2 separate regions of the Homo sapiens genome follow, and region 2 is linked to region 1. The links are chromatin contacts, found by Hi-C or POLR2A ChIA-PET in ENCODE. All regions are on one chromosome and are shown on one strand. Each heading gives the region's core, a stretch centred on a gene start or an enhancer-like site at or near the end of the contact. The rest is flanking DNA. Distances are from core to core; before and after follow the strand shown. Region 1 holds the start of SPG7 (SPG7 matrix AAA peptidase subunit, paraplegin). Region 2 holds the start of TUBB3 (tubulin beta 3 class III).

Evidence for each region. Hi-C counts contacts between places; a loop is a spot of excess contacts on that map. ChIA-PET counts read pairs that join two places held with the same protein, here RNA polymerase II (POLR2A). Pooled maps may share reads with other maps.
Region 2: a loop to region 1 is called in a pooled map, with 4 times the contacts of the local background. The contact joins the promoter of TUBB3 here to the promoter of SPG7 in region 1. A Hi-C loop is called at or near these places in 3 of 50 pooled maps. POLR2A ChIA-PET finds 5 or more read pairs at or near these places in 3 of 52 experiments (A673, activated B cell and naive thymus-derived CD4-positive, alpha-beta T cell).

Annotation. Positions count from the first base shown.
Region 1 is chr16:89,507,084-89,509,783 of GRCh38, reverse strand. It overlaps SPG7 (SPG7 matrix AAA peptidase subunit, paraplegin), which reads right to left and starts at 1,381. Exons shown (of 17, transcript NM_003119.4): 1 at 1,184-1,381. The coding sequence starts at 1,366. It overlaps LOC101927863 (a long non-coding RNA gene), which reads left to right and starts at 1,464. Exons shown (of 5, transcript NR_188547.1): 1 at 1,464-1,547. RefSeq lists silencers at 888-1,007, 1,038-1,597, 1,668-1,877, 1,998-2,067.
Region 2 is chr16:89,921,846-89,924,591 of GRCh38, reverse strand. TUBB3 (tubulin beta 3 class III) reads right to left here and starts at 1,250. Exons shown (of 4, transcript NM_006086.4): 1 at 1,134-1,250. The coding sequence starts at 1,190. RefSeq lists silencers at 994-1,243, 1,324-1,473, 1,494-1,583 and enhancers at 1,437-1,731, 1,654-2,537.

The sequences.
Region 1 (2,700 bases), core at 132-2,631:
GAAAACAAAACACAGAAGTACATTGGCTGCTATCCCATGGCCTGAAGCTTCTGCAGGAGAAAGGGAGCAGCCCAGCTCTCCAAAGGCCACAGTGGCTGCCCAGACACGGGGCTCCTGCTGTCACCAGAGAGTGGCTCCTTGTAGAACATTTCCAGGTACCAAACCAGTTAACAAGTATATACTTTCAGAGTTCTCCTTTCAAGATAAACATTTTCCCATTTAAATATGTTTTATGGCCGGGCGCGGTGGCTCACGCCCTGTAATCCCAGCACTTTGGGAGGCCGAGGCAGGCGGATCACAAGGTCAAGAGATGGAGACCATCCTGGCCAACATGGTGAAACCCCGTCTCTACTAAAAATACAAAAATTAGCTGGGTGTGGTGGCGCGCACCCGTAATCCCAGCTACTCAGGAGGCTGAGGCAGGAGAATCGCTTGAACCCGGGAGGCGGAGGTTGCAGTGAGCCAAGACCATTGCACTCCAGCCTGGGCGACAGAGCGAGATCTCTGTCTCAAAAATAACCGAAAAAACAACAACCTAAAAGGTGTGGGCTAAGCTCCTAGGCGAGGGCTAGGAGAAAAAAACATCAGCCCAAAAGCTGAAGGACACAAGGTCTGGTTTTCGGGAGGAGATGCTATCCTATCCTTAGCAGAACCTGAAACAAGGCCGCACTACAGGGGGTGCTCAATGACTGTATCAATAACGTGCCGAGCTACATGACAACAGCAAAATGCAGCTACAGGGTATTTTGCGGACACAGAAACGTTCTGGGCCCCCTACTCGGCAATAACCACCCTAACTGGAAGGCGCTGGAATTCCTGGTGACGGAATCGATCCACAGGCGTGGACTGTAAATTAGTGCTACGCCGGAAACCGTTACTGGATTCCACTTTAAAAGGCGAGGAAGACGGGCGGAGAACATCCACACACAACAGACGGGTTGGGAAAGTCCACGCCGAGGACTGCGCGGATCCCAGCCCTGCCTCTTCCCGGCCCGCCCAGCGCCCACGATCCAGGGCCCCAACAGTCGCTCCGCGCCGAGGTCCACAGCTGGGGGATCCGCGGGCCCACAGGCGCAGGCTCCCCCGCCGCAGGGGCCAGGCGGCCTCCGACCCGCCCCGCCGGGCTGGGCCTTACAGAGCAGAGCCGGGCGGGAGGTGGGGCCCGGACTCCGCGGGGATTTACCTGCAGAGCTCGGCCTCCAGCCTCGGCGAGGTCCCCCGGAGGCCTGCTGGCCATGTACGGCCGCCCCCTCCCGGGCCTGGCGGGGAACCCTGGACTCCAGGCCGGGCCTGGGCCCCACAGCGGCCGAGGACCCGGGCCTGGACCCCGGCGGAGGGCACGGAGCAGCAGCAGCAGCACGGCCATGTTGGCCTGAAAGCCGCGCCTGCGTGATCCGCGGGGCGCTACACGGCGCCTGCGCGGCGGGGTGGGCGGGGTCTGACGTGGCGCCTGCGCGGTCCCCACAGCTGCGCCCCGCCGCGCCCGGGTGCCGCTTGCCGCACCCCCGAGCCTGAGCCCGTCTACCTCGTGGCTGCCTGAGGCCCGGGTATGGGGGCGCGCGTCTGCGAGGAGGTCGCGGGTGCCCTGGTTTTTTTGAAGCCGGCCTTGTATTCCCAGGGCCTGGCGGGTGAATAACCGGCCGGGTCGTGGCTGCGTGGTCGTGCTCCGCCCGCGCCGAGGGGCCTCACGCCCGGGCAGCCTGCGTCACCCGCAGGGTTCGGTCACAGGCGAGGGCGGATGGTGCGGGCCGGAATCCCGCCTGCGAGTAGAGGCCCGCGCTCAGGAGGGCGGCGCCGGAGGCCTCGGGTCGGGAGGGCCCCTTCGGGTGTGAGGAGCGCAGGAAGGGGGCGGTTTTCCTGCGTCTTGAGCCGCCCGAGGACGAGGACTGAAGTTGCAGCCGCCGCAGGGAGGGCAGCCCCGGAGGAGGAGGGTCGTGAGGGAGGGAGCGCGCAGTGCGGCGCGGCCTGGCAGGCGTCTGCAGAGCTCGTCCCGCACACCTCTGACTTCGGAGCGCTCCGTCCTGTGCCTTCGGACTGGCTCACCTCGGAGGCGCTTCGAGCCTCGGTCCTGCCCCGGCCGCTGCGCGAGCCCATCGTAGGAAGCGGGGAGGCGCCGTCTGGAAGCTTAGGAAGAGGCTCTGTTCTCTTCAGGGTCCGCCCTCCGGGCCCGGGCAGGGTCCCTCGTGGGCTCCCAGGCGCGCGGGGTCCTCCGCCACCCCGACCCCTTCCTCCGTCCGCCTTAGGTCTAGAGCTGACGCCAAGAGCTGGAAAGCTTGTTGAGTAGGAAAAGCAAAGACTAGATGGTCTGTCACAGAGGTAGGATGAGGGTGACCTATTTATTTTTATGCTTTTCTGTACTCCGCAAATTCGTAACAGTGAATGCCAGTGACGACAGCCAACATCACCGAGTGCCTAGCTCCGTGTCGAACACCCATGTAATATTCACAACCCTGTGCAGCGAATACAATACCTCTATTTTACATGTAAAGAAAGATTCAGAAGTATTAAAAGTAACCTGCCTAGGATTACAGCTCTGAAGTTAGGGCAGAATTTCAAGGCCGGTCTGGTTTGTTTCTGGACCTGCACTCACTCCACCACTACAGACGAGGTTGCAAAGCCAGTGGGCTGCGTGTAATCCTCCCTCTTCCTCAGCCCCGAGACGCTCAGGAAAGTGTTTTCAGTTATCGTGGTTATCCGCCC
Region 2 (2,746 bases), core at 1-2,500, 410 kb before region 1:
CTGCCTTTCTCTGGCCCCTTCCCCTCCAGGACCGTCTCCTGCACCCCCTCCTTCCCAGAATCAGCGCTGCACCAGCCCTGAGCTGGGTCCCTGGCCTTGGTCCTGACAAAGCCAGCCTCCCCCCCCGATCCCCTGTTCCCCAACACTGTTCGGAGGGCAGATCCTTTGGCAAGCAGCGCCCCCAACCCGCCCCGCCCGAGCCCCAGGTTGGCTCCTGCAGGGGATGAGAACCAAGGGCCAGCCCAGCTCTCTCGCACCTGCTGTGTGACCTTGGGCCAGGGACAGCCTCCCAGGACCAGGGGACACGACGTCCCCTTAATGATTTAGGCAGGGGTCCCTGCACAGCTGCACCAACGCCCCTTTCTGCGTGGCCCCAACATCTGCGAGGTGGGCTAACAATGGAGGGAGGGGCGCGCCACGGTGCAGCCTCCACACCCCACAGCCCGGCTTTGTTCCCACATCCAATCCCCAGACTGGTAGACCCTGGGTGGGCGCGGTCAAGCCCCGCGGGGGTTGCCCAGGAGCGGCTGCGCCGATGGAGAGCCTGGTCCTGGACCAAGGTCATCTCGAGTCCAGGCCCAACCCCTCCAACAAAGGGACAGGGTGGAGCTAGGACGCCGAGGGGTGTCGGAGCAGGCTGGGGAAATCGGGGCGGCTCTAGCCTCTCGGGGGACGTTCGGCTACTCCAGTGGGGGGTTCGGGCCGAGGAAATCACGGCTGTGAGGAGAACCCCCCACCCCACCCAAACCTGCCTACCCCACCCGTCTCACTCAAGGCTATGCCGCGGCCCCAAAAAAGAGGGCCACGCCCAGACAGGGCTCCCAGCTGCACCTGCGGAGGCCCGGTGGAGGGGGTGCAGGTGTGGAGGGGGCGCAGGTGTGGAGGGGGCTGAGGCTTCGCGACTGACGTGAGCTGCGCCTCGACAGCCCGAGGTCACCTGGGCAGGGGCAGAGAGGTGCAGGCGAGAGTCCCAGGGCGGGGGCCCCGCGTCCCGGCCGCCCGGCGCGGCGCTGGGCGCATCCCTTTGTTGCAGGTTCGCAGGGGCGGGGGCAGCTGGAGGTGCGGCCCGCGGGGCACGGCGCCTCCCTCCTCCCGCCCCGGGGCCCGGGACAGGCCGGGGCGCGCAGCCTCACCTTGGCCCCGATCTGGTTGCCGCACTGGCCGGCCTGGATGTGCACGATCTCCCTCATACTGGGCGCGTCTGGCGGGCGGCTGCGGACGGGCGCGGGCGGGCCGGGCTGGCTGCTGAGGGTCGGGGACCGCGGCCGCGCGCTCTTATAGCCGCGGCCCCGCCCTTCGCATCGGCTGATGTCACCGCGGGTGGCCAATCGGGAGGCGCCGCCGCAGAGCCCCGCCCGGCCCGCAGGCTCCGCACCGCGCGTCCCCGCCCGCCGCGCGCAATGCGGCGCCCCTCCCGCAGCCAAGGATCCCCCAGCGCTGGGCCGGGCGCGGTCTGAGGGCCCCGCGCATTCGAAAGGAGGGGCTGTCTCCCAGAGGAGCTGGCTGTGGGGGCGCCGGGCTCCAGGGAGGACAATGGCCCCTCTTGGCCCTGGGAACCCCGCCCCCAGCTACCCTCTCGGTTCCGCCCTTGCGACAGCCCCACCCTGCGGCTTTGTACGGAGGGTCTTTTTTCCCCACGCCGGTTTAGAGACCAACCCGCACCATCCCAGCTCCCTGTCTTTTGGCAGACAAGGTGCTCTGAGCTTTTGCCGGTTTTGGGTGGGGGAGGTAGGTAAAGGCTGGCCCAGGCCCTGAACCCACTGAGAAGAAACAAAGCGTCGGATCAGAGCTCGGAAGGGCGCGAACACAGAGGGGTGGCGGCGGCCGAGAGCGAGCTCCGTGGGTCGCCGGCTTCCGCAGTGGGCGGGGAGGGGGTGGGCACCCGACCTCCTCCACCAAGGGGCTGCCATGAGCGTCCAAAGGAGCTTTGTGGGCCCGGGCGCGCACAGCACCTGGACGTGCCACTGCCCGGTGCGCATCCGTGTCAGGAATTGTCACAAGGACGCACAAGCCAGGCAAGAACCCGGCCAGGGTGGGGGAGGGTGGGCAGCGGCTTCTATCTGACTCACTCTCTGAGGTCGGAGACTGCGTGCAGGGGGGCCTCGGGGGAGCGACTGGAGATGCGTTTACTGGTCAGAGAAGGAAGGGAGCAAAGGACTCGCCGGCACGGCACTGACCTCCTCCTGGGCCAGATATTACAGTGCCACCACCTTAGAACAAGGGCCTTCTGATACTTCAGTAACAAAAATCCTTCAGGAAGGGTCTGACAGTGCACGATGTACAGACGAACCCCACCCGGCCCCCAAATCAGCATTCACTTCACAAAATGAGCAGCTGCGAACTTGCCTGTGGACGCCTGTGTCCGGTCTGTGTGCACAGGGCTGTGTGTGGGTGGCGTGGACCTGTACCTGTCTCTCTCTTTTCTCTCAAGAAGCTCTCCAGTTTGGAAAGTCGAGAAATGGATCTTTTGTTCTCAAGAGATGCCCCTCCCTGCCCCACAGTGTGCTCGTGTGGCTGCTGCTGGGGTCTAGCTGCCTGGGGTTCCTCCCTGTCCCTGTTCAAGGGAGTCCGGGGTGAGTGTCTGAGGTGCCTCCCTGTCTCCACGAGGGAAGAAGTTTTGCAGCCTCAGGGCAGCCAGCTCCTGCTCCATCCTCAGAGGGGTCTGGTGCCGGGCTTAAGGCTGACTCACCGTCCGGTCTCCCAGCAGAGGCGGGCCCTGCCAGGAAGCAGCTCCCAGTTCTGAGGC